Regions from separate parts of the Mus musculus genome. Here region 2 is linked to region 1. A link is a loop called in an ENCODE intact Hi-C map of the cell type or tissue named here. Cell type or tissue: gastrocnemius. All regions are shown on one strand. Each heading gives the region's core, and the rest is flanking DNA. Links, peaks and the distances in the headings are about the cores only.

Region 1 (4,083 bases), core at 514-3,013:
AATCCCAGGCTGGCCTGGAACTTACAGTCCTCCTGCTTAGGCCTTTCTAGTGCCAGGATGACAGATGAGTATGTAGCTCAGTAAAACACCTGTTTGTAAACCACACACCCCATATATGCAGGTGGCATTAACTCAGATGCCCCCTCCCTGGACACAACCTCCTTCATGCAGGTAATGACAGAATGCACTTTGGAGCAGCAGCCCCTGAGCTCACCCTGCTCTTTCTGACAGTCAAGACTACGGCCTACCCTCAGCATTGGCTGCAGGGACCCCAGGACATACCTTGGAGCTAATACGTGGAAGGGTAGAGGGGGCACAGGCCACTGGGACATTCGACCAGGGGGCTCGGAAGGGCTTTGGTCTATCATTCCATATGCCCTTCTGTGTAATCACAGGAACAGAGGTGACTCTTTGTTGAGCAGGAGGGACTCAAGGGAGAAATCCAGCAGGCCAAGGGTGTCACTAATACCATTCATCTTTGCTTCTAGGGACACGGCCGGCCAGGAGCGGTTTCGAACAATCACGACAGCCTACTACAGGGGTGCCATGGTACTGACTTTTTATTGTTGAAGTAGAAACAAGTAGTAGTAGTAAGGCCTGAGTGATCGGCTTCTGTTGTTATTGTCTCATCTTATTAAAACAGTCCCAAGATATAGCCCAGGCTGGCCTAGAATTCACAATATAGCCAAAGCTGGCCTGGGACTCAAAATCCTTCTGTCTTACCTTACCAAGTGCACACAGTTTGTTTTATATGTTTTTAAAATGTTGTTGTGTGTATTTGTGTGTGCATGTGTGTACATGACTGTGGAAACCAGAGGTCAGGTCACCCTCCAACATTATTCCTTGAGTGATTCTCACTGGCTTGGAACTTGCCAGTAAGACCAGGCTAGCCCAGAACTCACTTTGTAGTCCAAGCTGGCTGGAAACTCACAATTTTCCTGTCTTAGCTTCCCCAGGCTAGGATATCACAGGTGTGTGCCACCATACCTGGCCAACCTTTGTGTCTTGCAGAGCCTGTGTTCCAACTCTTTAGGTAACTCAGGACCCGAACTTGCTTTAAAGAGGTCAGTGTGCCCTGACTGGCTCTCTGAAACATTATCTCCTCGTATATAATAACCTCTGGACCTCAGACCCAGTGTAGGGATGAGAGAAGCACCAGGGAACCATCCTTCAGGCGAAGGCAAGCCTCGGCTAGCCTCCACAGAGACCATTAATACTCTGGAATTTACTAGAACAACTTGAAGTTTGGACTTACTTGGGGTTATCATTGTTCCATCTTCCACCTGGACCTGCACTAGCAAACTCACCCCCACATATTTTCCCTGTGGAGATGGGGAAGGGTAGAGGGGGAGACAGGAAAGAACAGGTTCCCACCCTGACCAGGTGCTGCTTGTGTGAGACTATGCAAAACAATGCGTGAAGGAACAAAGAAAGCAGGAGGAGCCACTTCAGTCCTACCCAGAATCCTGGGCCACCTTCCAACCTACCTCCTCTCAGAAATGTCCCCACATTCCTGGGGAAACAAATGGATATCTGTCCCAGAGTCCCATTCTTTCACCTGTGCCTTCTGTAGCTCAACCAGCCATTTAGGGCCACAGGCTCCCAGTTCTTGCCAGCATGCTATCCATACTGTGAGCACAGTGTGAGTCTCAGTCCTCGTGGAGGCCTGAGAACTTAATGAGGACTGGGATCAACAGGCATGAATAGTGACATTAGACTAAGTATTTAGAGCATCCCAGGAAGGGCAGCCAACATTGGAGACTCAGTCCTATGGTCTGCAACCATAGCATCTTCTATGCTAAGGTTAATTTTTTTTTTTTTTGCCCTTCCTGGGGACTGGGGTCAGGGGTACCTCTGTCCTCTGGAGAGAGCTATTTGGACCTCTCTAGACTCAGATAGTCTCCCTGAGCCTCTCCCCACCTCCCCCCCATGACTGGTAGCACCCTCAGTTTTAGCCTGGTTCTCGTTGGATCATGGCCATGCCCTGATCAGGTGCGGACAGGTGTGGACAGGATCCTGAGACTTGGCAGTCCAGCCTGAGTTCACACACGGATTCACTGGCTGTGCCCGAACCAGCACCAAGACGGTGGGAATCTACTTCAGTGTTGTTTTGATGAAACATGTTCTCACTGTGTAGCTTAAGCTGGCCTGGAACTTCTGATCCTTCTGCCTCAGCCTCCTGTATGCTGAGATGACAGGTCTGTGCCACCTTACATACATGTAAACCATGCCTGGGTTACAAGGAGCCAATGATGGAACCTGGGGCTTCATGCATTCTAGGCAAATGCTCTGCCAACTGAGCTACATACACTTTTTTGTTTTGTTGTTTTGAGATAGGGTGTCACTGTGTAGCCCTAGCTGACCTGGAACTCACTATGTAGACCAGCTTGATTTTGAACTCAGAAACCTGCCTGACCCTCCCTTTTCCTGGGTATTGCTATTAAAGGCAAACACTGTCATACCCAGGCTGATTTTTCTCTTGGCATCATCTCTGAACCTCAGACTTGTAGTGAGCCTCTGCATCAGCCTCCTGGGTGCTAAAATTAGTTAGTGAATTATTAGTTATAGCTTGCGCGGGCTAGTTACAGCTCACACAAAAAGCCCATGTCACTTTGTTTTTATTTGGTTCTGGTTTCAGGACTGGGAATGGAACCCAGGCCCTGACTCGGGCCTGCCATTGACCTATGCCCCGGCTGGTCCTTCCTCTTCCACGGCAAATGTGGGCAGCCTTAGAGATGGGCTGCTGCATTCTACAAAAGACTCTCCCCTGTAGTGGATGCCTGAGGGAGAGGGGCAAGCAAGGCCTAGGCTCCAGCCAGCTACAGCCTGGAAACACACGGTGCTTCATCCTATGTGGGCCTCCTGATAGTGTTACCAACTAAGCCATTGTAGGCGCCTCATAGGAAACCCAGGCCTAGACTCCTGCAAATTCTCTTTTGACCTATACACACACACACACTCCTGAAGCTACATAAGGAAATCCAGGGCTGTACCAGACTATCAGAGGGTGATTGCTCTCTGATTCAGTGTCCTCTGTCCTCTGAGGCTTGTGTGTATGTGTGTGTGGGGGGGGGGGGAGAAGGGGGGATCTACATATAGCATAGGCTGATCTCAACTTGCAAGAGTCCTCTTGCCTCAGCCTCTGAGTATTATTTCAAGCATGAGCCAGCACTCAGGTCTCATGGATTTCCATCTTAACAAAAAGATCTATCTTCCTATGCCTCAGTTTCTCCTCTATAGTAGCAGTGAGTCAGTAGAGTTAAGCTGGGCTGAGGCCACTTTCTGCGTCTTTTGGATCTGTGGACTCTGTTAGGTATCCCCTCATATTCATTAGGGATCTGAAGAGACCACTTATCCTGGTCTCTTCAGAAAGCAGATCTCAGCTCTGAGTCACTGGAAGGCACATGAGGTCAGACATGGTAGGGTCCCGACCCTTCCAAGGGCAGGGCCTGAGTACATAGCCCAACCTGCTGTAAGCCTAGCACATAGTAGATAGGATGCCAGGTATCCTGAAGAGGCACTGGTTGAGTCTGGGGGTCTTTGAGGGTCCAGGCACACATTTGTGCTGGCATAGGGAGCCAGCAAGGCTCATTACAAAGTGTTTCAAGGTCTAGCTTGGGAGTCAGAAAGGTCACTATGTAGGTAGAGAAGATGACAGCTAACTGGCTGGCCAAGACAGTGGTCATCTCCAACAGTGGCCACATCCAGTCCTGATGGGTACACTGCCTGTCCTGTAGACCCTCAAAGTCCATGTCCCACTCTCTCCCCAACCAGGGTATCATGCTGGTCTACGACATTACCAATGAGAAGTCCTTTGACAACATCCGGAATTGGATTCGGAACATTGAAGAGGTGAGTGTACCCTTTTGCTTCCTCTCCTGGGCTGTGACTCGGAGCCAGGAACCTGGGAGACAGGTAGAGAGAGAGGAATAGGACCAAGACCCCTGCTGTCCACCTGAAATCATCATTGGCCCACAAGCCACACAGTGCTATTTGGCTGCTCTTACAATCATTTCTGTTTGGGGTCACATGAGCATTTGGTCCAAACATTTTGAGCTGCTGTGCAACAGGGTATGAGCCTGT
Region 2 (4,083 bases), core at 802-3,301, 48 kb after region 1:
AATAATTGTGACCATTGAGATGACTCAGCAGACAAAGGATCTTCGTCTATAAATATGACCACATCAGTCTGATTCCCAGGAACCCACAGCATAAGGCCTGAGAGTACTGCAAAGTGTCCTCTGTACTCCACGTGTGCTCTGGCACGTGTGTACACACACTCACATACACGTATACAGGTAACTAACTTTTAATGTAATTTTAAAGATTTATTCTTTCTTTTTTTTTTTAAGATTTATTTATTATTATATGTAAGTACATTGTAGCTGTCTTCAGACACACCAGAAGAGGGAGTCAGATCTTGTTACGGATGGTTGTGAGCCACCATGTGGTTGCTGGGATTTGAACTCTGGACCTTCGGAAGAGCAGTCGGGTGCTCTTACCCACTGAGCCATCTCACCAGCCCCAGATTTATTCTTTCTTATTACTTATTTCGAGACACAGTCTTTAGTTCTGGCTGACCTGAAGTCACTACATAAAACACGCTGAATCCAGAGATCCAGAGATCCTCCTGTCTCTGTCTCTGGAGTTCTGGGTAATTGTAATTTTCTAAATTGGAAAAAAAGTAATTAAGTAAATAATGCCACAAAGCAAAAGTGGATGCCCATAAAGTCAGAAATGGACGCCCAAATACGAAGTGTGTCTTTAGGCGAGCTATGTTGTTGGACAGTTGCCAAGACTACCCGAGACCGGAAGTGTGCACTTACTCTGAACCCTGAGGACGCGTGCGTCCTAGCTGACCAATCAGAAGGAAGCGAGGAGGGTTTCGGCCGGAAGTACTGTATGCAAACAGGAAGTGTGGCGGAGTTCCCGGGGCACGGCTTGCGAGCGCTATGGAGGCCTACGAGCAAGTCCAGAAGGGCCCCCTGAAGCTGAAAGGCGTGGCAGAGCTCGGCGTGACAAAGCGGTGAGGCCCGGGAGCCCGCGGTCTGTCCCTGAGGGCCGACCCCCAGCTCCGGCCCCTCTTACCGTCCCCCTCTCTCTCAGGAAGAAGAAGAAGAAAGACAAAGACAAGGCCAAGATGCTGGAGGCCATGGGGACGAGCAAGAAGAGCGAGGAGGAGAAAAGGCGCTGCCTGGACAAGCGCACGCCGGCGCAGGCAGCCTTCGAAAAGATGCAGGAGAAGCGGGTGAGGCAGGGGCAGAACAGGCCGGCTCCAACTGCCCGTGTAGCCCAGGCCTTCTCCCAACTCCTGGTAGCCTGGTAGCCCTGCCTAAAGTGGTCTTCTTGTGAACTGGGAAGACAGATGTCATCAGCTCTTAATGCTAGCCAAGTTCATTGTTCTTAAGTTACCACAAAGTCTGTTTCCATGACAACTCGCTTTCCTAGCTTCAAATGTACTTTTGTTATTTGAAGGTTGTGTGTGTGTGTGGATGGAACCCAGGCTCTTCTGTAACTCTCTATGTAGGCTGCAGTTGGCCCTGAACTACTGCCTCAGCTTTTTAGTTCCTGGAGAGGCTAGCATGGCCCACAAGGCCATACTAGTTATTTTGGGTGTTTGTTTGTTTGTTTAGTTTGCTTTGAGACAGGTTTCTTTATGTAGCCTTGGTTGTCCTGGCACTATCTCTGTAGACTTGAACTTCTAGGATGCAGTGTTACAATGTGATATCCCTGTTGAGAAAACCCAGGAAGGCACCTTCTCCATCTAACAAAGGGCATCAATTATGTATTGGAACTCCCACAGAGTTTCTGGGATGTGTGGGTCACCTTGCTGTCTCCCAGCCAATTGTGTTCTCTGGTCTGGTATAGCCTGTACTTCAGTGGAGTGTTTTGTTTTGTTTTTTTGCCTCTGCAATTGAATAACGACATGGGCTGGCTGGCTACGGTCTTGTGGCCCTTCTGGGCACCCTAATTGGACAACTTGATACAAACTAGAGTCCCCTAGGGTCTGCCACCCCTTCCTGCTGTCGTTGGTAGCTCTGGTCCTGAGTGGAAGACTTTATTTATTATGTATGCAGTGTTCTGCCTGCATATATGCCTGCAAACCAGAAGAGGGCACCAGGCCTCATTATAGATGGTTGTGAGCCACCATGTGGGCTGGGACTTGAACTCAGGACCTCTAAGAGAGCAGTCAGTGCTCTTAACCTCTGAGCCATCTCTCCAGCCCTGGGTGGAAGACCGTTGGAAATTTTTATTTATGTGTATGAGTGTGTTGTCTTCTTGTGCTGTGCTGCCAGAGGGGGAGCCGAAGGCAATGCAGCTTGGACTGTTGGAGCACACGCTCAGGCATGGTGCCTCCTCAGGCTCCTTTGGGGTACTATGAGACCTGTAGTGGGGTATGTGAGATAGGCTGGGTAGAGATGGGGGTACTGCCAACCTGGTTCACTGGTATAGCCTGTCTTCTACAGGACTTCAACGGACACCTGTACACACTCACTGACCACTGTGACATTCCCATAGGGTGTAGTAGGTGTGGAAGGGTGTCATTACAGAAAATTGTGAGCCACCATTTAGTGCTGGCTCTGAGCTGAACTCAAGATCTTTAGCCCCCAGTGTTTGGGTTTTGAACCATGTAACAGCAAAGGAAAACTGAGTGTGAAGCATGCTCACTTCCATTTATCTCTGTTCTTGACTGAGTTGTGGCCCTTCAGTCTCTGCCTTCACTTTCCCTCTTTATGGACTGTAAGGTGAAATAGCCAGCCAGATAGGCGGGTATGTTGTCATAGCAACAGAAATGCGAGCTGGAGCACTGAGCATGCACTCGGGTTCTGCCCTTCCTACCTGGAGTCTCTTACTCCAGAGAGGAGTCTGCTTGTGTGGGACGTGGCTCCAGGCCTCTCAAAGCCAGTTTCCAGCTTTTGGCAGGATCTGCCCATGAGGAATACTGGGGTTGTAGGGAGACTAAGCAGGGTCCCTCCCAAATATAGCAGCTGCTTTGGGCATCAATGAGCTATGGCTCCCTACCCCCATCTGTGCAGCTCCAGCCTGGGCTGTGTCAGTCATGGGGACTCACCCTGGTCTCTTCTCTCTCCAGCAAATGGAAAGAATCCTGAAGAAGGCATCAAAAACCCACAAACAGAGAGTGGAGGTGAGCCCTGCACCTGTCAGCAGACTGAGCCATGGGGGGGTAGCCAGAGCCCAGACAGTGCAGCTTGGACTGTTGGAGCCCACCCTCAGGCATGGCTTGTTTTGGGTGCTGTGAGACCTGTGGTGGAGTATGTGAGATGGTCTGGGTGCAGGCGGCGATATTGCCATCTGGTTCACACTGATGTGGTCTATCTTCTACAGGACTTCAACCGACACCTGGATACACTCACTGAGCACTATGACATTCCCAAAGTCAGCTGGACCAAGTAACCTGCCCCTGGTGCAAAAAGGCAGAAGGCCAGGTTGACAGTGTTTTGTCTTGTCCCTCCGTGTTTTCTAGAATGTTTTACACCTGGCTGGTGAATCTGCTGAGACCAGGTTTTCTGAGACTTGATTAAAGTCAGGGTGTCCTTTCACTGGGTTTTGGTTTTGGGGTAGTTCCCTTTCCTGTTTGGACAGCAACATTGTAGATTGATATGCTGAGGTCATTTCTGGGTGAAGGCCTTGGAAGGATGGCCCCCCTCCCACCCCCATTGCGGCATCTGTCTTCACTTACACCACAATGCCAGGACAGAAAGCTCACGTGGACCACCACAGAAGTTCCCACAGTGCTGCTCTATTTTGGGCCACCTGGACATCAGATTGCATCTGCAACACCACCTGAAGCAAGAGTGGGACACAGGACACAGGTCTGCAGCACATAGCCTGTCCCACAGTCCACCCTGTAGACTGCCATGGCAGATGTTGCTAATCTCCGTTCTCAGTGATGGCACCTGAGTTTTTAAGTATGTGGCATGTGGCATAAGCCGGGTTGGCATTCCTGGTCTAAGGAGACCAAATGCTAGACGTGGCCCAGGCAGAGTGCCAGCAGACATGGTGTAGTGGTGCAGATGCTGCAGAGCTGTGGCATCTGAGGGACTAAGGGGACCACTTGAAGAGTTTCTGCACACGCTGTTGAGAGATGCAGCTCCTTTTGCCATAGATACTGAAAGAATGACAAATCCGTGGAGCTGACATGTCTGGAATAAAGTGAATACCAGTTATGGAGTGTGAATGTT

Evidence for each region. A loop is a pair of places that touch in the nucleus more often than their neighbours do. Peaks named below come from ENCODE experiments on the same cell type or tissue, not always from the same donor. Only the 100,000 strongest peaks of a DNase experiment are listed, where the experiment ranks them.
Region 2: a loop joins it to region 1, with 2.6 times the contacts of the local background. A loop is called at or near these places in 20 of 42 quality-filtered maps.

What each region holds. Positions count from the first base shown.
Region 1 is chr8:72,170,752-72,174,834 of GRCm38, forward strand. Rab8a (RAB8A, member RAS oncogene family) reads left to right here. Exons shown (of 8, transcript NM_023126.2): 3 at 489-549; 4 at 3,775-3,852. Among named protein-coding and RNA genes, the nearest start is that of Rab8a, 12 kb to the left of the region's middle. In gastrocnemius, for the core only: no CTCF peak of the experiment used is centred there; no DNase peak of the experiment used is centred there.
Region 2 is chr8:72,218,956-72,223,038 of GRCm38, forward strand. Fam32a (family with sequence similarity 32, member A) reads left to right here and starts at 790. Exons shown (of 4, transcript NM_026455.5): 1 at 790-905; 2 at 986-1,127; 3 at 2,973-3,026; 4 at 3,227-4,083. The coding sequence starts at 832. The coding sequence ends at 3,295. In gastrocnemius, for the core only: a CTCF peak has its summit at 1,985 (motif pointing right); no DNase peak of the experiment used is centred there; H3K4me3 peaks cover 1,290 bases; H3K27ac peaks cover 767 bases.